Linked DNA regions of Mus musculus: regions 2 and 3 are each linked to region 1. Evidence: chromatin loops called from intact Hi-C (ENCODE). Cell type or tissue: left cerebral cortex. All regions are shown on one strand.

Region 1 (8,000 bases):
TTCAGAACATATACCCTCTGCTCAGGTCTCCAGATAAATAATGGGTTTGGATCTAAGGTTGCCAAAGCAACAGGATGTCCATTAACCAGACTGGAAGGATCCTGAGTCATTGCTCTCAAGGATAGTGCTCCCTAGACTTGAAGTATAAATAAAATAGATCCCTGACAGTCTGAAATGGTTTAGATAATAGTTCCTTCATGAGACAGATGGATTGAAATTCAATACATTCCCACATAGCCATCATTTGCTGAAATGCTCCAAATATCTTCATGTCAGTCTTATAGCAAGTCTGGGAGCTATAATCTTCAATTACATTCCTTTCTCCTTTGCTTCCTTTCTGCCCAGGCCTTCAGTACAAGTAAGTTGGAAAGAAGATACATTTCCTCCCTCCAGTCAGCTGTCTGCTGTTTGCAACTGATACTATGCACAGCAGTACAGCATCTGTGTTTCAGCAAAACGATGTGTGAAAACAGTTTTCAAAAGGCTCTCTCTCTAGATAAAAAGAAAACCAAAAATATGTTCGGTTACGACTTTGTAAAACCGATTGAATTTGGCTGTGAATGAGAATCTAATTGTTACCCAGTTCTGGTGGAGCCTTCCCTAACCATTATCTTCATCATAGAGGTAAGTCAGCTGTAGCAGAATACAATTCTTGTGGAAATCATTAAAAGAAATGATAACAGCTGGGCAGTGGTGGCGCACGCCTTTAATCCCAGCACTTGGGAGGCAGATTTCTGAGTTCCAGGCCAGCCTGGTCTACAGAGTGAGTTCCAGGACAGCCAGGGCTATACAGAGAAACCCTGTCTCAAAAACAAAACAAAAAAGAAATGATAACGAGCAAGTTGTTTAATGATTTACATTTCTTCTTTTAAAATTATGTGTGTGTGTTTTATAATGTACTGTGCATATATGTGTGTGCATGTCTGCGTGTGTGTGCGTGTGTATTTTATGATGTACTGTGCATATATGTGTGTGCATGTCTGTGTGTGTGTGTGTGGTGTGTATGATGTGTGTGTGTGTGCATATGTCTTTATGTGTATGAATGTGGTATATGTGGATGTATGATGTGTGTGTGTGTGTGTGTGTGTGGTGTGTATGATGTGTATGTGTGTGGTGTTTATGATGTGTGTGTGCATATGTGTGTATATGTGGTACATGTATGTGTATGAATGTGGTATGTGTGTGTGTATATGTGTGTATGATGTGTGTACATATCTGTGTGTTATGTTGTGTTTATGTGTGGGCACAGCTGTCATGAAGTCCCTGTAGAGGAGACCCGTGAAGTCCATTCTTTCTTCCCATCTTTATGAGCTATGGTGTTGAACTCAGCCAGGATTTCACGGACAGTACTTTTTCTGGCTTTGCAATCACACTCGCCGTACTTTTCTTATTCTTTGTATTTATTTTTATTTTATGTGTATGAGTGTTTGCCTAGATGTATGCATTGCATCATGTGGGTAACTGAAGATATAGACATCTGTGAGTCAACTGAACCCAGGTCTTCTCAAGAGCAGTAAGTACTCTTAACCACTAGGCTTAACCACCAGCCTTCCTACATTCCTTCTTGATAGCTCCTTAGAAGAAACACAAGCTGGCATGCATTGTCAGCAAAGGGAGCAGGGGTCACTTTACTGCACTGTTGCAGCTAGTTCTCTAGTTTTGAACATTAGTGACAGGTTATTTTCCTGTTTTTCATTTATAATCTAAGAAAATCTGCTTTTTCACCTAGGCTTGTTTCCATGGGATGAGCACAAGCATATTTCACAAGGCTGAATTTGAGGGCAGAGAGACCCACACAAGTTAGAGAGTCCAGACTTAGGCTATGTTTATTGACACAGATATATTCCTCAGTCAATAGTAGGAACAAATATGGTGCTTTTGTAAACTCGATAACATTCATTGTCAGCATCTCTCTTGTTTCTGTGTGATTTGAATGATCAGTATTTCTTTGATGGGTTGACTGGAATTTTTTCATGATTTTTCATTTCTTTTTGCTAAGCAATTGTCAGAGGAAAGAATCTATTCTAGTTGTTCAGATAAGATAACTCGAAGTTAATAAGGTATAAATACACAAAGATGCAAGACTAATAGTCCTCAAAGCACAGCTCCAATCAATATCTTCTCTAATCATGTTTGTGACTCTAGACTTAATGAAGCTCTGCGTTTTATCCCTGGACTTTACAGGTCTGAAGTCACTGACCTTTGCTTAATTTCTGTAGCTCTTCTTCTTTAAGTGCTTATTAATTCTGGGCTCATAAAGATTGCCTGAGACGCTTTGAGAGAGGAAAAATACGCTAGGGACAACCACATGCTAACTGAACATGAATCCAGAAGTGAAACTCAGGCCTTAATTTGTTTGTTTGTTTGTTTGTTTGTTTGTTTGTTTTGCTTTTGTGGGAGTGAGTTCCTAACTCCGAGTACGAATAAATGTACCATTGGAAGGGTGCAGCTCTTAAAAGCCTTTGATGCACCCCAGCTCAGAAAGTACGATCTTCTAGGTCTAGGCACGAAGAAAGCCTGCAGGAAGAATGACAATTCATTCATCTGTTAGGACATTTTGAAGTTGACACACACTCTAAGTGACACACAGTCCAACGTTCAGCCAGAGTTGCAAACTCACTCTCTGTAAACAGTAGATTCAGAGCAGCCGGGAGGTAGGGAGGTTGGAAACGCCAGAATCCATGGTGTTGGAAGAAGGCTCATGGCCAGGACGACTGGCGCAAGGCAAGTTATCTCCCTACATTTTGTCTGTGTTGTGCCGGGCTTGCCTCTCCCTCCCTACACCTGATAGTGCCAAGTGTGCAAGCAGTGGAACTATAAGCTAAGCACCACCCTGGTGATCGTTTTGCCGATTCGTAAACACTAAGCTTTAAAGATTTAGCAATTTGCTACACCACAAGATAAAAAAGCAACTAAGGCAGATGGCCAGACCCAGTGCCTTAATCCAAAACTGAACTAGCTATCCCTTCCAGGACAGAATCCAGAAACCAGGTTGGGCGTGGGGAGGAGTGAGGGGGGCACAGAGTTCTGTTTCCATCAAGGATGGAGTAGGCAAAACTCGATTCCTTCTTCCCACTCATGGTTTTCCCTCAGTGCTTCTGACCCCCCCACCCCCCCACCCCACCCCCCTCTGATGCTCAGGACAAAGCTTGATCTGCTCTGTCATGTAAAGTGCGGTGTGGTGGGCAGGGTCCAGAAGGTTACCTCTGGCAAGTGACTAAGGGCTTGTCAAGGCCAGGGAATGCTCACTGGCAAGGGGAGTTACAGTGTTGCTAAGTCGGATCCCCAGTGAGGTGCAGTCAGCCACGGGAAGGGGGCGGCGAGAGCTAGCGTGCTGAAGCCTAGAGGCGGGAGAGGGAGGAGAGTCCGCGCAGAGCAGAGGGAGGCGCGCGCTCAGAGCGAACACCCACTTGCATCCGACCCTGGTGGCGCGGCGCGGGGAGGCAGCAGCTGAGACAGCACCAGGTCAGAGCCTTTGCATCCCGCCCAGTCTGCCCGCCAGCGCCAGGACCGCTGAGGATGGAGGATTCCCGGGAGACTTCGCCTTCCTCCAACAACTCCTCGGAAGAGCTCAGCTCTACCCTGCAACTGTCCAAGGGCATGTCCATCTTCCTCGACGTAAGTATAGCTGAAGTAGTTAGGTGGGCGCATTAGGCATCACCTCTGTGAGAGGGGAGGGGTCAGGAGCAGCGGTTGGCTGCTGGCATTGCTATCAGACCTCCACTCAAACTATCTCCTATCTGCTGTTCCCCAGAGGACCCTAGGCAAATAAATGCAAGAGAAAGGACTGCCACCCAACTTGTAAAGAGCTGTCCCAGACCTGCAGCTTTGATTATAAGCTTTAAGGAGCCCCCAAAGTTCGACTTCCCAGAACCTAGGGCTTCTGCCCGGAATGGAGAGTCTCCCATTGAGCAGTGTAGGACTTGATTCCGGTCTCATCCCTGCTGCCCAATTTACTGGCAGGCACTCTCTCTCCCTTGTGCTGGGAGCGCTGACGGAAGCCTTAGACATTGTGATGCCCCTCCAGCTACTCCCAGCTACCTTCAAAAACAATTTCTTTGAACGTATTCGTTTTCTTATTTTACAACAGAAGCCAAGGTCTCTTTTATCATAATGATTTTTTTTTCTCTTTTGGTGCCCGCTGCCTTCCCTATTATTCTCCCCACCACCACCACCTGCCCTGCCTAAGTTGTAATTACTATCATTAACCTTCTCTTCTAGCTTTTGATGGTTTTCCCTATGGTCCCATTCCTTGCTTGGGAATTGACTTCCTTGCTTCGCATCTCTAGCCTGACCATTCTTTCCGTGCTATTTTGTCTCCTTATGCTGTAATCTCTCTCCCCCCCCCCCTCTTTCTCTCTCAGTTTTAGATTTAATTTGCTCCTAGATTCCGCTTCGCTTTGTCCCTAATGTTTGTTTCTCACCCGGCTGCCTTGTTTTGTTTCCTGGCTTTCCTGTTCCTGGGTTGCTTGCCTTCTGGGTTCTGGCTCTTCTAGCTGCTGTTCACATGTAAAATTCACTCTGTTCCCCCAGGTAGTGTCTGGCTTGCTCAGTGGGGACAGTTCTAGCCGCTCCTTTTTTAGCATGATGGAAAATGGGCAAAGCATGCAAAGGAGCCTCGTTTGTCCCTGCCCCTCCCCTTCTCTAAGCCATCACTCCTTATTAAAGTCCAAGCATGAAGGAGGTGGGCCAGAGGCTAAATACACTTGAGTATGAAAAATGAAAATGTGAGGACATCAACTATCATAATGGCCAGTCAGGGATTTTGAAGATAATGGGGGAGGGGCAAGGAGTCTTTGATTTGTCGTGAAGGAATTATCTAGACTTTTTAAAAAATTGGCTGAGAAATTTATATCAATAATTAAAACTTGTGTAAGACTTAATCGAAGCTTCAACCCCACCTCCAGGCAGCCTTCTCCCCACATCACCATGCAGTGCCAACACAGGATTCAGGCTTTGGGGGCCAACCATTTTCTCCCCATGAAAACATGATTTCCACTTTTTACTGCAACACATTGTTGTAGGTTTTTTTTTTTTCTTTTAAATCTCTGCAATGGTTCAGTCTATGCTCTAATTATTTCTTCATGCCCTGCCTCCAGGAACTAGGTTGGGTCATTGTAAAGACAGGGCTGCACACATGAGTGTGCAATCCCCAGGATCAGGAGGGAATCAGGACCTTGCTCATCCAGACTATTATGAGGAAGAAAACCAATCTGCCAAGAAGTTAGTCCTGAGGTCAAGTGGGACCTCTGTCCTTTTGTGCCTAATCTGTGCTCTGCCCTCTGAGGACACTGAGCACTACCCGTGCTTTTATCTTATTGCCTCTAACAAATCCTGGAGATTCTCTGCTGAGGAATGTATAGAGACTATGAAAGAGCAAAGAAAGCCACCCGACAGACTTACCATTCTAAGCTCACGTGTTCAACAGCAGGTTATTAAAAGCAAAATTTTAAATCTCATCTTATTATGTAGGTGCAGTTGTTCCCAAGTTCTTTTAATGTAAGTTCCCTGTCCTGATGGAGCTTTCATCTATAAACAGGGCTGGCTCCCTTACCTTCTTAAGTCTAGTTCCAGAATTGGAAAATACAAAAACAAAAAAACCCAGAAAAACAAAAACCAAAAAACCTGATTCCACAAGAGAGGCGTTAACATGCCTGTTTTTCTTTGAAACATAGCTTTAAAAAAAGATTAACTGCAGTTGGGTTCTTTTTTCTTGGATAGAAAATATGTTGTTTACACATTCCTGAGTTATTTTGTGAAAAAATGTAACACTCTGGTGAATTGTGTGACATGAAAAAAGGGTTGGTTATTTAGAGACCTCTGAATTATTCATTTCTGGATCCTGTCGGTTTTAGCAACAACACAATGTGAAACATAAATACATCATTTGATTTGATTAGATTTAGTATATTCTAGTAGCACTGCTAAGAATGATTGCTTTTTGAAATCTACTCAGATCAACACAAGGAACGGGTGGTATATTCTTCCTCTTCTAGATCTGAAATGATAAGAGACCACTGGGGACTCCTGCTCCTCACAGGCTAATTTCCAATTTGGGGGAAGAACTGACTCTCCCAATAGGAATAAGAATAGTCTCATTTATACCGATGTGTCACTGAGACAGTAAGTCTTTAGACTTCTTAGGGAATCTACATAAACCCCATTTGTGGATGCTGTTGGGGACATGACTAGGTCCAGCAAGCTGCCTAGAAACTAGAGGTAAATGGTTGACTTAACATGAAAATCAGATTCTGTAGAATCATTGTCTTTCATTTCATTCTCTTATTTATATTCGGCAGGTGCCATGTTTTCATTATGGGGTGACAGTCTAAATATCAAAGAAAAAAAAAGACACATGAAATGTACATTTGAATCTCTATGGTATGTCCATGTCCATATTCACAAATTCATAAGTAAAATAGCTGTAGCTAAATTCACAAAGGAACCACATAAGCAGAGTCTATATTGTCTTCTCCTGAAAAGCCACAATTATATATCAGCTTATTATAACTAATTATGAATACCTACTAAGGGTGAGGAGAAGACCTTTCCCGAGTGCTGGCTACCCGTGCATGCTGGCACACTACTGCTGGGCATATTTATACAAGGCACACCTGCCAGGCATGGGACAGGGCCAGAATGGCCTCCAGTACACACAGCAACACAAAATGATCAGAAGGCTGACAATTGGATTCCCTTTTCACTACCCAGGTTCCCTCATTTCAGACGATGGAGAAGAAAGTCACATTTAAAGCATGAGTCCTTGGAGTAGTCAGGTTCTCTTCTGATTAAACTAGTCTGCTACTTCACAGTGTGTGTGTGTCGGGGGGGGGGGGGGGAGAAGATCAATTCTGCTCCTGACGTAAGAGAAATTCCAAAAGAAATGGGTTGCATCTCTATTCATTCAGTGACACTGTCCTCTTCCAATAGATTTCCTTTGGCTCCTCTTGTGTTCACTGCTGCACATCTGACCCAGGATCTTGTGCATGCTAAGTGGATGTTCCACCTCTAAACCACCCGTCCTACCTCTCATTACTTTTAATGGAAAAGGAACAGGACCGTCTCCATTTTGCTGACAAGGGAGGGTTAAAGCAAGAGTGTCAGAAAAGAAAGTGATGACTTTACAATTTGACATCCTTTTTTCTCTATCGATGTATGGAAGCCCATGCAAAGCACTTGGCCTGGAAGGTCAGAACTTAGTCAAAATGAGTAATAGCTTCTCCTTCTAAAAGGTGCTTGGTTCTGAGGCTTGGCACACATTACTTGTGTGTGAGATGGCATGGACAGAGTATTGTCAGAGCACAAAGGGCTTTTCGACATCATAAGTCTATGCCCAATTTCTGCTATTGCTATACATCTCCTGTCTTGCCCAGTCACACAGACACACTGGATCGTTTGAATGCCATTGTATGTTTCAGAAAATGTCAAGTAAAAGGCTAGACAAGAGTGGCTTTTGCCATGTCTTTCCACACAGGGCTTACCCTGGGCAACACCGAGAAGAATGGAATAGAATGCATTAATTACATTTTAGTCATGTGTTTTCTAGTGCCTACTTCCATGCAGCCTGAGGGCAACCTGTGGTGTTGGATCAAACTCTTTATTGTGGGCTCAGGGCTGTGCACTAGGACTCACAGCTGTGTTCGTTCCTTCTGTATATAAGTTCATGCTCTCTATGAACTCCAAGGTTCTGCTGTGCATCCCAGTTGCCCAGGATCCTGTCAAGGGACTGACAACCCATCTTACCCTGAGTCCTGTTCTGGGGTCCTTGTTAGTCCAGTGAATTGTGACATTTTTATGCTTTCAAGATAACATTTACATTTAAAGTCTGCCCTCAATAACTTAGTGAGAAACAAGGAATTTCATTTATGGGTATGAAAGTATATCTTTGGAGATAATAAAGAAGCCGTCCGTAATCCGTAAATTATAGTGAAGTACAGTGTTCTTCATATTTAAGCTTCCTCCCTGGACATATTTAAATGTATTTACTATGCCTAGTGCAG
Region 2 (8,000 bases), 130 kb after region 1:
AATGTTAATCGAGTGCCAGGTCTTCTCCAATCTTGTGGGACACTGAAGCCAAGATAGAATTATGAGCATGAGAGATTTATAGAAAGAAAAGCCTAAACTCCTGTGGAAAGGAAAGAAGGAAGGAATCGGGAACCATGAGCATGGTAGAACATTCCAACTGGAGTACCTACCTGCTACCTGAAAATGATGGCTAGTGTGCAGGAAGGAAGGTCCTGTGGGAAAATTTGACTAGCCCATAAGAAGAGTGCACATCAGGCAGACGTGACCTTGGACAGGAGCCTGCACCATGTCTTAGTTACTGGTGAAGGATGTCTCTGAAAAAAAAAAAAAAAAAAAGTCACTAATGTCATCATGAAATTCTCACCCTCATGGTGGCTTATACTCCTCATCACCTTCCAAAGTCTGTACCTCCAGTGACACAATACTTTGGTAATAAATCTCCAATATATGAGCCTATAGGGAATATATTGCTAGTGTGAAACAGGAGGTGGACAAAAACTTGCTACGTGTAATCGAATGGAACTCTAACTTATCTGAGCTGGAGGAACTCTAACTTTTCTGAGACAGAAAGGGTCATGGAAAGGGTGAGATATACACCAAAACCAACACCAAGATGTGGGCCTGCGTGGTCTGTAAGACTTGCAGATCTCATCCTTGACGGTTATAATATTATGTGAAATGTTTTACTTTTATTAGGGTCTCTGCACCCTGCTTTGATCTAGACTGGCTTTCTTTCTCACTACATCAACCCATAATTCAAGTAGGTTTTCTTATGCTCACTACCAATATTGTGATAAGCGTAAACATACGACGAATGAAGTGTGTGTATGTCAGATGCACCATGAGTATAGTAGCAAGCATTGTTAAGGACTGAGGAGATCGATCAGTTGTTGTTGCATGAAGACTTGAATTCAGAATTCCAATGCCCACGTTAAAAAGCTCAACACAAAGGCTTGTGCCTGACATTCCAGCTCCCAGGAAGCCAAGGCAGGAGGACCACAAGGGCTTGCTGGTCAGCCAGTCTAGCTGAATCAGTGAACTTAGTGAGAGACCACCATCCCACAAGAAAAGATAGAAAGGCAACTGAGGAAGATACTCAAAATCATCCTTTGGCCTTCTTCACATTCATGCACATCTGTGCACATACACACGCATGAACAGACAAACACACACACATACACACACACACACACACACACACACATACACAATGTGTTGGTAAACAAGTTATTCTAACTCATCTTCTCTGCGCACAATAATTAAACCTTTCACTTTTCTTTCTTTCGGGGTTTAATGAGTGTTGCTGCGTTCGCATTATTAGCAGTAGTATCTTCATTCCCTTAAGCAGATCAGTAGCTTTCCCGACAGCACTGGTCCTCACACACTGAAATAGCAAGGTTCAGACTTATGTAAAAGGGCAGTGTGCCACAGTAGAATGGCCGTACTCTGTATGACAGATCCCCTGTGGTGACCTCCGCTGAGGGCCTGTAAAAGAGAAAATAGACAGAAGCAGGGGAAGGACACTCTGCTGTGGGGCAAAAAGACAAAAAGACAAAAAAAAAAAAAAAAAAAAAAAAGTCCCTTTTTCTTGCCCAGATCTATGGGAAGTAGTGAACACAGTCAGCTCGTTCTGGATGTAAAGCGAGCCAGATGTGCCTGGTTCATAGATTTGAAAAAGCAATATGGTCAAGCCTGTCATCCAGCTTAGCATCCTATCCTCCAAGCGGGTCAGAAAATATTGCTCAGACCTAAGTAGAAACAGTCCAATTAGTTCATTGCAGTCTAATCACTAACGTGAAGCAGGGCCTCTTCTGAGCATAATAAAGATCATCACCCTAACCTCCTGGGTACATGATTCTCTACCTGTTGCCATGGCAAAGGAGCAAGATGTAAGCCTCTGATTAAAATGAATAGTTTTGTATGAAATAATCAAGTTACTGGGAGGTTTCACCGGTGTCTCATCATCTTCCCTGTAATACGCTGAGCCTAGAGCTCAAAGTGTAACCTTGAAACACGTTTTCTTCTTATTTATACAGTAACTGAATCAATCTTCTGCCATCAGTTTCTTGAATTTTTTACAATATTATAAATTTGCTTTAATAATTATAGATATTTTTAAAACTTTGTGTCAGTGATGAAAAATAGATTGGTAGGCACTAGGAGCTTGCATTACACTTACCCCTGTCTGTGATTTGCCTTTTAGTAATAATGTTTTTAGTTCCTTGATTCAACACAGAAAGCCCAAGTTGAATATGAAACTAGGAAGTAAAATTATTAGACAAATGTACGATGACCTGGAGACAGTCAACATCGCATCAATTTTGATGAACCATTGCCTAAAAGCTGTAACTTTTCTGAGAAAAATCTCCAAGGTTGATGCGACTGCAGTCTGTCTACAGAAGAGCAGTGTGTTTGGAAAAGTTTGCTTCCTTCTGTACTCTCTCTGCTTAAACAGACGATCCACTGCAATCTAGAAAATGTTGTCTTCCCATATGAATTATTTATTCACAGCCCAGAGAGCATTCCTGCAGCAGTGCCCTTGTTAACAGGTAGCTTGTCAACCAGGGCCCTTTGGTTTCTGCTGGTTACTGAGACAGGAGTCTGCTGAAACCATCAATAAGATGTGTTTTAATTAAACGCCTTTTGAAAGTGGGCAGAGAGAACGCATGCCCATGTTCTCCTGTCCTGTGCAAGTCTCTTGGATCTCTTGTGACTCACACGCATGCCCATGCTCTCCTGTCCTGTGCAAGCCTCTTGGATCTCTGCGTGACTCACTCTGAACATAGGGGATTTGTATGAACTTCTCTCTTGCAAGTTACCAGTGAAATACAAGGACTGTCATTTTCTGACTCGAAATCTTGTTTTCCATCTTAACACAATGTATAATGGTACAATCTAAAGAGACCAAAGTAATATCGCATCTCACAACTAATCATGTTTTATATATAATGTACCATATATTTTATTTTGTACAAAGTCCCATGGGACCAAATTATTGGCTATTTATCATTTGAAGAAGTTAATCATTCTTGGGGATATTATTTTTGTGAATAAAATCTTATTAAAATATTCTAGTATTCTATACGCAGATGGGCTACAGAATCAAGTGGGATTCAAAATTTGGCAGGTTCTCAGGTGCTTAAAATGTATCTGTTATTCCCACACAAACCATGGTGTTAAAGAATGCCCACAGTATTTTAATGCTCAATTATTTATTCTGTCTCAAAACTCATTCAGATCAAAGAGAAGAATAATTTGCCTTGAAAACAAAAAAGATTAAATGTGGTATTTTGAAAATATATTTCCATCTGGCAATTCAGTGACTTGGGCATGTTAACTGAAGACGTTATAGCACCATGATTAAAATAGCAGTATCCATCTGACACCATGCTGAGTAGCAGGAGTCGAAGAAGAGGTTGGAGCCTCTTGGGGTTATGTTTGCTTCAGCCTTGTCCTATCCTGGTTCTATACACTCAAAATGACAGCCAAAGGGGGAAAAAATGTGTGAGCGGTAAGGTAGATAACATCATATTTACCAGAAAACAAGGTAATATTTTATAATCAACAAATATAAGTTGAGCCTAATACACATATGAATATAGGCCAGCAGTCTTTGTACCCAAAAAAAGCACCATTTGGTACTGTGTTACGTTTCAGAGAAATGTAGGCTAGTCATTGAAGAGATAGCATCTGAGGAGCGATAGGAATTACTGATTTAGAAGTGTGTACACACTTTCTTGCCCTACTGCCTGCCAAGAAGTCCCATATTTCACAGCCTATATCTGTCTATTCCCACAGCTGTTCAAATATATGAAGTTAGCGTATCTCTACCAGATTGGTTCTCACACAGATCTTGACCTTTTTATTGCTGGATGGAACAGAAATAGGAAAGCAGAACTAATCAAGTTGAGAGCCGAGTGATCTTAAGGCAAACACTCTGGAAATAACTCCTCGCCTCCCCAGATCATGAAACAAAAAGCTCCCAGTGACCACAGGAGCCTTTGCACATAACCAGCAACTGCTCACCATGGTCACCACATCCTTGAGTTTCATTGTGACTTTGTCACATGGATGCCCAGTCCAGGAAACTAGAATTATGCTGAATTTTGTGTCCATTACAGGTTGCCCCAGTCTATTTTATTTACTTACTTTTTCAATGTATCTATAACAGATCAGAAAAATTGTGCTCTCAGTTCAGCCATTACTGGTTCCTAGCTATAGTAGCATGATCTTCTGAACTCAGTGTTTGCTTCAAATTCTTGGTCAAGCTAATCGTTGACTTGATAAGGTGGAGCCTGATAGTGCCTTTCATCAACAAGACTGTGGGTCATGTGTTTTCATAGCAGCAGCCTTTGACCCCAAATGCTGAAATCAGGGTGAGCAAGGTCCAGGCCTGGACAAATTCTGCCAGACTACAGATTTCACGTGGTCTATGAACCCAGCCAGACTTTTCATTTGAAAAGGTTCTATGGCTGCTTGCGTACTCTGGTGGCTGGATACATGACCCCTTGTTCACAGAGCCTAAAATCCACTGTCTGAAACTCTTATCTTACTTCTAGACATGGTTTGCCTATACTTAGAACCTAAATCATCACTGTTTAAAGACTCTGTAGACATTTTGGATGTCTAAATAGGAGTGATTTAGTCGATCCCTGAGAGGGGCTCCTAGTAATGTTATGCCAGAGTTCTCAAATGTTGACAATTTGTTGGACCTTGGGGCACAGGAAGATTTCCATTGTAGAAGTCATTTTTCCCCTGAAATCCTTAGATAACTTTACTTTAAAAACATATATGTTGTTATAGTTTTCTAACATAGAACTATGACTTTTTGAAAGGTGGGATTAATTTTTGTTTGATAGGCAGTTTACCTCTTTTTGTTTATTATTATTATTATTTTTGTTGTTGTTGTTGTTGTTGTTGATCTTTTAACTTATTCAATTTACATCCTAATCACAGCTGCCCTGCCCAGTCACTGGGTTCCACAATCTCTCCACCTATCCCCATCCCCTTCTCCTCTGCTGGGGAGGGCCCCCACTGGGTATTCCCCCACCCTGGCACTTCAAGTCTCTCCCACTTAGGCAGACAAGGCAGGCAGCTAGAAGAACAGACAGGCAACAGCTTTTGGGATAGTCCCTGTTCCATTCCTCTGCTGGATTCAGATTTTCTTCTTTTGAATTACTTTGTTGTTAGATTGACTGTTCTCTATCTTCCATATTAATCACTTCCATTCATAAGCCTTTGTTTCTTTTCTTGGCTATTTTTTTTTATTGTTAAAGTATTTCTCCCTTTCTTCTTTCTTATTTAGGTATTATGCGTGGTCATTTAGTGGTTCTTATTCCTTCTGACTTAGGCTTTCCATCTTCCCCAGTACTCACAGCTGTGTGGTCTGATTGATAACTTCTGTGATACTGAACAGAGGACTGAACCTGGTTGGTGAAAGTTGGACCCACATTACTTAAGAAGGCAAAAAAGTTTAACCATGTATCTAACATTCTAGAAAGAAAAGAAGAAAACATAGTAAAATCAGAGACAGAAAAGGATTGGGGAAAGATCTTGGACCATGGGACATTCATTCAAAGAAAATGAAAAACAATATTCAGAGGAGGCAAAGGGAGATACTAGAAACCTTGCTGAATTGACCGGTTGCACCTCATGTATTTATCCTTAGTGGGAGGCAAATCAAGGGTATAAAGACTTTGTGACTGACTCCACAGAGTTCCTTTGCCACAGACCTCCACATTTTAAACTGCATACCCCTCAAAGACAATTTTACATATCACAGCTTAAATCTACATACCACATCTCTACATAAAAGGTGTATATGTTAGAGGAAGCAAGGCAGAAGATATGCAGGAGACAATGTAGGTATAAGTCCCTAAAAACATACATGAAAGTAATATCAAACTCATACTCTATAGACTGAGTAGGTTGTATTTATGTATTTAGGAGTGTCTGTGTGAGTATGTGCATGTGTATATGTGTTTGTGCATGTGTGTGTGTGTGTGTGTGTGTGTGTGTGTGTGTGTGTGTGTGTGTGTATAAAACAATCAAAAAAAGGCTACAAATCTGAAAAAGAACCCAGGAAGGATAAATGAGAGGGTTTAGACAGAGGAAAGAGGAAAAAATGAAGTAAATATATTATATATCAATAGATTTTTGAAAATAAAAAAATGTTAAATGAAAATATGGGTAGGAGACTCGAGCCCCGGGCTACCGTGCCAGCAGAGTCTTGCCCAACACCCGCAAGGGTCCACACGGGACTCCCCACAGGACCCTAAGACCTCTGGTGAGTGGATCACAGTGCCTGCCCCAATCCAATCGCGCAGAACTCGAGACTGCGGTACATAGGGAAGCAGGCTACCCGGGCCTGATCTGGGGCACAAGTCCCTTCCGCTCGACTCGAGACTCGAGCCCCGGGCTACCTTGACAGCAGTCTTGCCCAACACCCGCAAGGGCCCACACGGGACTCCCCACGGGACCCTAAGACCTCTGGTGAGTGGAACACAGCGCCTACCCCAATCCAATCGCGCAGAACTCGAGACTGCGGTACATAGGGAAGCAGGCTACCCGGGCTTGATCTGGGGCACAAACCCCTTCCACTCCACTCGAGCCCCGGCTACCTTGCCAGCTGAGTCGCCTGACACCCGCAAGGGCCCACACAGGATTCCACACGTGATCCTAAGACCTCTAGTGAGTGGAACACAACTTCTGCCAGGAGTCTGGTTCGAACACCAGATATCTGGGTACCTGCCTTGCAAGAAGAGAGCTTACCTGCAGAGAATACTCTGCCCACTGAAACTAAGGAGAGTGCTACCCTCCAGGTCTGCTCATAGAGGCTAACAGAGTCACCTGAAGAACAAGCTCTTAACAGTGACAACTAAAACAGCTAGCTTCAGAGATTACCAGATGGCGAAAGGCAAACGTAAGAATCCTACTAACAGAAATCAAGACCACTCACCATCATCAGAACGCAGCACTCCCACCCCACCTAGTCCTGGGCACCCCAACACAACCGAAAATCTAGACCCAGATTTAAAAACATTTCTCATGATGATGATAGAGGACATCAAGAAGGACTTTCATAAGTCACTTAAAGATTTACAGGAGAGCACTGCTAAAGAGTTACAGGCTCTTAAAGAAAAGCAGGAAAACACAGCCAAACAGGTGATGGAAATGAACAAAACCATACTAGAACTAAAAGGGGAAGTAGACACAATAAAGAAAACCCAAAGTGAGGCAACGCTGGAGATAGAAACCCTAGGAAAGAGATCTGGAACCATAGATGCGAGCATCAGCAACAGAATACAAGAAATGGAAGAGAGAATCTCAGGTGCAGAAGATTCCATAGAGAACATCGACACAACAGTCAAAGAAAATACAAAATGCAAAAGGATCCTAACTCAAAACATCCAGGTAATCCAGGACACAATGAGAAGACCAAACCTACGGATAATAGGAATTGATGAGAATGAAGATTTTCAACTTAAAGGGCCAGCTAATATCTTCAACAAAATAATAGAAGAAAACTTCCCAAACATAAAAAAAGAGATGCCCATGATCATACAAGAAGCATACAGAACTCCAAATAGACTGGACCAGAAAAGAAATTCCTCCCGACACATAATAATCAGAACAACAAATGCACTAAATAAAGATAGAATATTAAAAGCAGTAAGGGAGAAAGGTCAAGTAACATATAAAGGAAGGCCTATCAGAATTACACCAGACTTTTCACCAGAGACTATGAAAGCCAGAAGAGCCTGGACAGATGTTATACAGACACTAAGAGAACACAAATGCCAGCCCAGGCTACTATACCCGGCCAAACTCTCAATTACCATAGATGGAGAAACCAAAGTATTCCACGACAAAACCAAGTTCACACAATATCTTTCCACGAATCCAGCCCTTCAAAGGATAATAACAGAAAAGAAGCAATACAAGGACGGAAATCACGCCCTAGAACAACCAAGAAAGTAATCATTCAACAAACCAAAAAG
Region 3 (8,000 bases), 110 kb after region 1:
TTCCTTCTTATGACATTCTATTAGCTTCCTTCCTGGTCTGGCTGTGATGTGAACTACTTTACTTTGCCACACCCTTCCCACTGTGATACAGTGAAACTTATGAGCACTTTTCTTCCACAGATTTCTATGTCATGTATTTTTATCACAGGAATGCAAAAGCTAACTGACACACAACATTAGTACCAGAGAAGAGAAGTCATTGCTGTGACTAAAACTGGCTGAGTGATTGCTAGGATTCTAGAACTGGACTGTGGAAGGAACTTGAAATTTGGATATATAAGTGGAAGACTTCTGTAAGCTCAGCTGAATGGGTACTTTTGATGGGCACTCAGGAAACTAGAGCACATACTATGAGGTTCCTCATGGGAATAAGATAAAATGGCATCCTGGCTGTAGTGTCGTCATTGCTGACTGCCTTTATCTAGGGTTGCAGCAAAAACTGCAGAGAACAAAATTCAGAGCAGAAGGGCATGAAAAACATGCAGTGAGTTGAATGTAAGGAGAAAATTATTGTGGTTCTTAAATGAGCTAACTCCATGAAAAAGAAGCCCGTACTTTGCACTGGAATAATAGGAAAGTTGCCTTTGAAGAAACTATCAGGACCCCTCCTCAGTACAGGCAACAAGATGAAAATTATAAACTCATTTTAAAGAGGTCTCCTTCAGAAAAAAAGTGCTTCTTGGCTATCTTGCTTTCAAAGAACTGCAGAAGTATTTTTGGTTCATTCACCTAGGCACTAGGAGACCACCAGAGCTGTGGTCCAGGAGGGACCTGCCATTGTTCACAATGACAACAGAGTGTGAAGTCATTCACAGGGTGCTGGCTTTGCAGCTATGCAGAACACAAGCATTACAATATTACAGAGGCTGCCACCAGGATCTTTCCTGGATCTTGTGAGACTAGGAGTATTCCCTGTGGGTAACTCCCATGAACATGATGTGTGAAGCAGGGAAAATGAAGTCTATGCTGGAACAGAGACCCAAAAATGTGGTGATAATAAGGATGTGGAATTTCTGACAAGGAAAATTCCAGGCAACAAATAGAGTCTCTCAAGAGAGAGGCTACAGGTTTTAACAACAGTAAGGCTATGGGGACAGGGTTGTCTAAACACCTTAGAAATCATACTACACCACTGTATGCTCTGGGTGCTGGATGGAAACGCACAATTCAGTATTTGTCCTTCTCAGACCAAGTCCTTTTTTCTTGCATTTCTCCTTTCTCTCCATTCTTCATTTTTGCAGTGTGAACATATGTGCCATTATATCTTGGAAATCTAGAACTAATTTAATTAACTTTAGAGTGCTTATATCAAATAGTTTTCTTTGAGTCTCAGAGGAAACATTGAATTTAGAAGTTTAAATAATGCAGAAACTAATAAGATTTTGAGAAACTTTTGAAAGTAGACTAGGCCAAAGGTCACAGGGGACTGGGGTAGAATATTGTGATCTGAGTTTAAAATGTTCCACACAGGCACATATTCTGAGTGTTTGCCTCTCAGCTCATTGTTTTGAGAGACAAATCTTTGGGAACAGTCTCTCTCTCTCTCTCTCTCTCTCTCTCTCTCTCTCTCCCCTCACCACTATGATATAAACTGTTCTTTGTAGCATCTTTCCTATCATGATGGACTGAAATTTCTTTTCTCTTAAGTTGTTTGTAATGAATACTTGTCAAAAAATCTAACCAATACATCTTCTGATCTTGCGCGCGCCCGACTAGCCAGCAAGAACGACGCTGCAACAGGATCCTTCCGCACACGTTTATTGGGAGAGCTTAATTGCAGAGGCGAAGTGACCCCAAGCCCAGAACTGGTGCTGCTTATATAGGCCTAGGAGAGGCGTTTCTCACACCCGGATTGGTTATGCATGGGTTATGCTTACCACCTCATTTGCATGCCTACATCTGATGGGTTAACTTCTCTCTCATCTGATTGGTCAACTTCTCTCTCTTCTGATTGGTTAACTTGTCTCTCCTCTGATTAGTTAACTTGTCTCTCATCTGATTGGTTAATTCTCAAAACCTCATCTTGGCAAAAAAACTTTACTGCCTATGTATGCGTGGTGGCCAGCGGTAGCCAGCGCCACCCTGCAACGGCACATGTGGCTTCCAACATTCTAAGTCATTCAAATATGGACAGTAAAAACAATTTAGAGTAAATATTTGAGATAATAATTTCTACCCTTTTGAAAACACTGGATCATTAAATATCACAGCTATCAAATTTTTCTGTGTAATTTATTGTACATGATTTTATAATACAAAGCTACTTCAATTCCAGAAGTGATTCATAAATAGCACTCAAATAAAAGGGTAATTTTCATGGTTTTTTTTCCCCTTAGGATCTTTGTAACATTCTTTTCTTTCTTTTATCCCTTGAAGTTGAATCAACCATCCAAGGCTGATGAACTTATCTTTTAAAACAATTACTCCCATCCACCTCCTTCCCTCTTAAAGTGCTCTCTAGGCTATGCTTCATAGAACAAGTCCAAGTCGCCAGATTCCTTCCAGGAGATGCTAATACATTATTTATCTTCCATCCTTTGCTGTATATGGGTTGGAGGTCTCATACCAGCTCATATATGCTGCCTGGTTGGTAGCTCAGTATCTGTGAGATCTCTGGGTCTAGGTTAGTTGAGATTTCTGGTCTTTTTCCTATGGGATCGCTCTCCTTCTCAACTTCTTTCAGCCTTTCCCTAATTCAACTGTCTTGGCCAGCTGCTTGGTAGGCCTCTTGGAGGGCAGCCAAGCTAGGTTCCTGTCTGTAAGCTCACCATATCATTAATAATAGTGTTAGTCCTTGGAACCTCCCCTTGAGATGGATCCCAATTTGCGATTGTCAATGGACCTCCTTTCCCTCAGTTTCTTCTCCATTTTTTGTTTCTTCAGTTCTTTTAGACAGAAACAATTCTGGGTCAGTTTTTGACTATGGGATAGGAATCCCATTCCTCCACTTTATGCCCTATCTTTCTTCTGACAGTGGACTTTACAGGTTCCCTCTCCCACTGTTGGGCATTTCATCTAAAGTTCCTCCATTTTAGTCCTGAGAGTCTCTCACCCCAAGGTCTCTAGAACATTCTGGAGGGTCACCCCACCTCCTACCTCCCAAGGTTACCTGTTTCCATTCATTCTGCTGGCCCTCAGGGCTTCACTCCTGACCTGCACCACCACCCCCAATATCTGATCATTTCTCCTTTTCCCCTCCCTCTTCCATTCCAGGTTCCTCCCTCCCTCCCTCCCTCTCTCCCTCCTTCCCTCTGCTCCCCATAATTGCTTTCTTCTCCTTCCCAAGTGAGAGTGAGGCATCCTCACTTAGGACCTTTGGCTTGTTCACCTTCTTGAGTTCTGTGGATTTTATCCTGGGTATTTGTACTTTTTTGACTTATTAGTGAGTACATACCATGCATGTCCTTTTGGGTCTAAGTTACCTCACTCAGGATGATATGTTCTAGTTCCATCCATTTGCCTGCAAAACTCAGGATGACCTCATTTTGATAGCAGAATAGTATTCAATTGTGTAAATGAACTACCTTTTCAGTATCTGTACTGCCTAGTTTTGTGTCAACTTAACACAGCTGGATTTATCACAGAGAAAGGAGCTTCAATTGAGGAAATGCCTCCATGAGATCCAACTGTAAGGCATTTTCTCAATTAGTGATCAAGGAGGAAAGGCCCCTTGTGGGTGGGACCATCTCTGGCTGGTAGTCTTGGGTTCTATAAGAGAGCAGGCTGAGCAAGCCAGGGGAAGCAAGCCAGTAAAGAACATCTCTCCATGGCCTCTGCATCAGCTCCTGCTTCCTGACCTGCTTGAGTTCCAGTCCTGACTTTCTTGGTGATGAACAGCAATGTGGAAGTGTAAGCTGAATAAACCCATTCCTTCCCAACTTGCTTCTTGGTCGTGATGTTTGTGCAGGAATAGAAACCCTGACTAAGACAGTACCCTTTCTTCCACTGTGGGATATCTGGGTTGTTTCTAGCTACCACAAATAAGGCCTCTATCAACATAGTAGAACATGTGCCTCTGTAGTGTGGTGGGGCATCTTTTGGATATATGTCCAAGAGTGGTATAGCTGGGTCTTCAGGTAGATAGATCTATTTCCAATTTTCTGAGCAACCTCCAGATTTATTTCCAGAGTGGTTGTACCGGTTTGAAATCCCACCAGCAATGGAGGAGTGTTCCTCTTTCCCCACATCCTCAACATGTGCTGTCACCTGAGTTTTTGATCTTAGCCACTCTGATTGGTGTGGAATTCAGGGTCATTTTGATTTGCATTTCCCTGGTAACTAAGAACTTTGAACATTTCTTTAAGTGCTTCTCAGCCATTTGAGAGTCCTCTGTTGTGAATTTTCTGTTTAGTTCTATATCCCGTTTTTTTAATTGGGTTTTTGACAGGCCTTTAGGCACTGCCCACAGACTTTAGGAACCACACACACTTCTTTAGGTTCCGCCCACAGACTTTAGGCACTGCAAACAGACTTTAGGCACCACCCACAGACTTTGGTAATGCCTTTTATGGGTGTTTTGTTCCCTATTCTAAGGATGAATGAAGTATCCACACTTTGGTCTTCCTTCTTCTTGATTTTCTTGTGTTTTGCAAATTGTATCTTGGGTATTCTAAGTTTCTGGGCTAATATCCACTTATCAGTGAATGCATATCAAGGATTCTTTTCTTAGAGCACACAAAGAACAGTCAATTCTGGGCCCTCCATTTACATCTGGTACCCTTACTTATAAGTTGAACTCTACCTCTTCCCAGTCCTTTCAGTACTATTTCAGTCTCCGTTCTTTTGTAATTCAATGGTTCTTCTTTACGGGTGGCATTTCTCTGCCTTCCTCAGAATTTCCCTTGCCTCTCTTCTGGCTGGTCCTGTAATAGCCTTGGCAATCCTATGAAACATAGAGTAAATATTTATTCATCCTGGTGCATTATTCAGGTCTCTCTAGAGGAGTAGAACTGGTAGAATGGAATATATACAACGAGATAGAATGAATCCATAAAAACACATACATATATACATCATAGATGTGTGTACATATGGGATTTATTAGAATTGTTTACAGGCTGTTGTTCAGCTAGTCCAACAATGGCTGTCTAGCAATGGAAAATCCAAGAATCCAGTAGGTGTTTAATCCTTGAAGCTGGGCATCTCAGTATATGGCTGGTGTACAGTATACAGCCATACCAAAGAAGTAGACTCTAATGGCAGTGAAGAAATGAACTTTCCAGTGAAGGTGAGAAAAGACCTAAAACCTTCTTCATCCATGTTCTTGATATTGGCTGACACCAGAAGGTATAATGCAGATTGAAGGTGGATCTTCCACCTCAAAATATCCAGATTAAAAGTGGGTCTTCCCACAAATTATTAAGAAAAATCCCTCACAGGTATATCCAGCCACATAGGTTTTAGTTAACTCCAGATGTAGTCAAACTGACAACCAAGAATAGCAACCACACCTAAGAAATCTTTCTTTATCTTCTAAAGAAGGTTTGTTTACTCCCAAGTTCCTTGCATATATTCTCATTACAATTTCTTAATTTATGTCCTTTCAATTAATGTATACTATAATTTAGACCTGGAATGCCCTCCTCCAAAAGTCTATGTATTAAAGGTTTGGTCCTCAGACTAGTAGGATATAATGAAAAGAACCTTATTAGGGAGGGCCTCATGAGAAGTCTTTAAGTCACTCTGGGTGTGCATTCAGGGAATAATGGATTATCGTACCTCCTTCCTCTTTCTGACCCTTGTCGCTAAGCCAAGAGTTGTCTGGATTTGTTCTTCCATGTGCTCCTGTCCCTTCACTAGAGATGCCTAAAAACATCTGCCCTGTCAAATTGGGTCTCTCAAACTGTAAGCCACAATTAATCTTTTCTACTTATTGGCTGATTATCTCGGGTATTTATTATGTCACTAACAAAAAGTGTCATATCTCATTCTAGCATCAACAGTTACTGATGGGGTAGTAAGCCATTCAAATGATCTTAAAAATAAATATTGACTCCTGGAAGAACAAAGGATATGCTGCAAATCACTGCTCTTTAAGAATAAACTGGAAGAAAACAGAGGGTTTCGGTGACCATATTCCAATTCTGGGAGGGTTGAAGAGCCAAACTGAATGTGAATTCCAAGGAACTGGGGAAAAGCTGAAAAGAGACAAAGTCACAGAATTTCCATCAAACACTGGCTGAAATCTTTGGAGTAATTGTTCACCTTAAGCAGCAGATTACTCTTTCTGAATTTAACCACTCATGAGGTAAAGCTGTGCTCTCTGCAGTCTATCTGAATTCCACTGGTGCAGGACACAATCAGTCACCTGCAAGGGGCCAGGTGCATTTTGCAGAGAGCTTAGGGGATCTGGGAAATAAAATTGGTTTCACAGTTTTAATCATAGCACTCATACAATTTAGTATTTTTGTAAAGGATGCTATTTTTAAAATTGTAGGTCAGCATCAAGTTTTCTCACAGTTGGATTTTTTTTCCTTAGTCCACTGTGTTGAACTTGCCTTTGAGAAGATTTGACTATGACATATCTTCAGTTTGTGCTCTTCTGTTCTGACATTTTGAAAGCTGTAACCAAGATTATAATGTGGAAGAATGTGGTAGGCACAGGTGAGCAGTATTTTTAGATACCTCATTCTCATGCTGATGAGCTAAAGAGCACAAACATATATAGCATAAAACCATAAAGTGTGCTTAGTTATTTGTTCTTAAGAGTTTTGTCTTTTTTTCACTGATAATGTCTTTGACACTGATGATGGTAAACAGAGCCTAGTTCCTTTAGTATTTAAGGTGATGTGTGTGTCATCTATACAATATGGAACCTACCTCTCAGTCCTTGCTTCTTCCTTTGAGTTCTGCATAGCTTCCTATTCCTATACAGTAACATATGGAAAACTATTTCCAAGCTGTATAAATAGGACACACATGCAGTGATGCCTCAGGAAAGAACGACATTTTAAAACAAATTACGTTTAAAAATTAAACTTTATTTTATTCCTACATCCTATACTTGTTAGTGTATACCTGTGTTAAATTGCTAGTCTCCATTTTTTTTCCTTCACTATATGTGGGCAGTACTATTTCCTTCCTAAAGACATTAGGAGGATAAAATAAGACAATATATATATATATATAAGAAGTTTATGACTACATATATTCCCTAATTGAGTCAAAACAGATTAGTTATCTTTTTACCATTAAGAGCATTCCTAATTTGCAAACTTAGTTACTGAGAGCAGATTGGAAACATGGATTGGTGTTTTATAAAAATATCATTATTTGTTTATTATTGACTGGGAATCTTGTACATTTATATAGTAGGCTTAGATCAAGCACCCTTCATTCCCTCCTTTTCAACTCTTCTCTGATTCCTACCACCACTCCTCCATCCTCTTCCATGTATTCTCTTTGAAAAAAAACAAAACTCACAGAATTCATTTGTCACTTCCAGCATGTATATGGGCATACGGTCAGCTACAGGAATATGAGTAGCCTCTCAGGAACCTAATCCCAGAGGAAAACTGGCTTTCCCTCTCCCATCATCAGCCATCATTTGCCCCACTCATCTGCTAGAATTTAGGCTTCCTGGTCCCTTTCATGCTAGAATTTTGTCTGGCCTGATCTTGCTCAGGTTTTGTGCGTGCAGTCCCAGTCACTGTCACATGTGCAAATGGTCTGTTGTGTGTAAGAAATGCTCTTTTGTTGTAGTCATTGTGCCTCTGGCTCTTACAATCTTTCAACCCCTTCTGCAGTGAGCTCTGACTCTTGGGAGGGAAAAGTGTTATGGAGATGTCCAATTTATGAATGAACACTCTGTGCTCTCTTGTTCTCTTCACATTGACCAGTTGTGGTTCTCTGTATGAATCGATATCTAATGCAAATAAAAGCTTCTCTGATAAAAGGTGAGAACTTTCTCTGGATGATTGAAGCAGTTATTTAAAGGCAGAAACACAGAGAATTAATTGTGTGGTGGCAGAGATGTCTGTCTATAAAAAATTATCAAAATT

Evidence for each region. A loop is a pair of places that touch in the nucleus more often than their neighbours do. Peaks named below come from ENCODE experiments on the same cell type or tissue, not always from the same donor. Only the 100,000 strongest peaks of a DNase experiment are listed, where the experiment ranks them.
Region 2: it touches region 1 in a loop (2.8-fold over the local background); 2 of 42 quality-filtered maps call a loop at or near these places.
Region 3: a loop joins it to region 1, with 2.0 times the contacts of the local background. A loop is called at or near these places in 3 of 42 quality-filtered maps.

Annotation. Positions count from the first base shown.
Region 1 is chr4:15,144,436-15,152,435 of GRCm38, reverse strand. Necab1 (N-terminal EF-hand calcium binding protein 1) reads left to right here and starts at 3,305. Exons shown (of 13, transcript NM_178617.4): 1 at 3,305-3,618. The coding sequence starts at 3,520. In left cerebral cortex, CTCF peaks have their summits at 1,592 and 3,393; DNase peaks (open chromatin) are centred at 5,400, 5,811, 6,071, 6,600 and 5 more places; H3K4me3 peaks cover 3,226 bases; H3K27ac peaks cover 2,242 bases.
Region 2 is chr4:15,018,779-15,026,778 of GRCm38, reverse strand. All of the region lies in intron 5 of Necab1 (N-terminal EF-hand calcium binding protein 1), which reads left to right. It overlaps Gm11844 (a long non-coding RNA gene), which reads right to left and starts at 4,342. Exons shown (of 4, transcript XR_390424.4): 1 at 4,150-4,342; 2 at 1,446-1,485; 3 at 171-314. In left cerebral cortex, no CTCF peak of the experiment used is centred here; DNase peaks (open chromatin) are centred at 2,655 and 3,755.
Region 3 is chr4:15,029,614-15,037,613 of GRCm38, reverse strand. All of the region lies in intron 5 of Necab1 (N-terminal EF-hand calcium binding protein 1), which reads left to right. It overlaps Gm11844 (a long non-coding RNA gene), which reads right to left. Exons shown (of 4, transcript XR_390424.4): 4 at 5,020-6,137. Among named protein-coding and RNA genes, the nearest start is that of Gm11844, 11 kb to the right of the region's middle. In left cerebral cortex, no CTCF peak of the experiment used is centred here; DNase peaks (open chromatin) are centred at 243 and 4,448.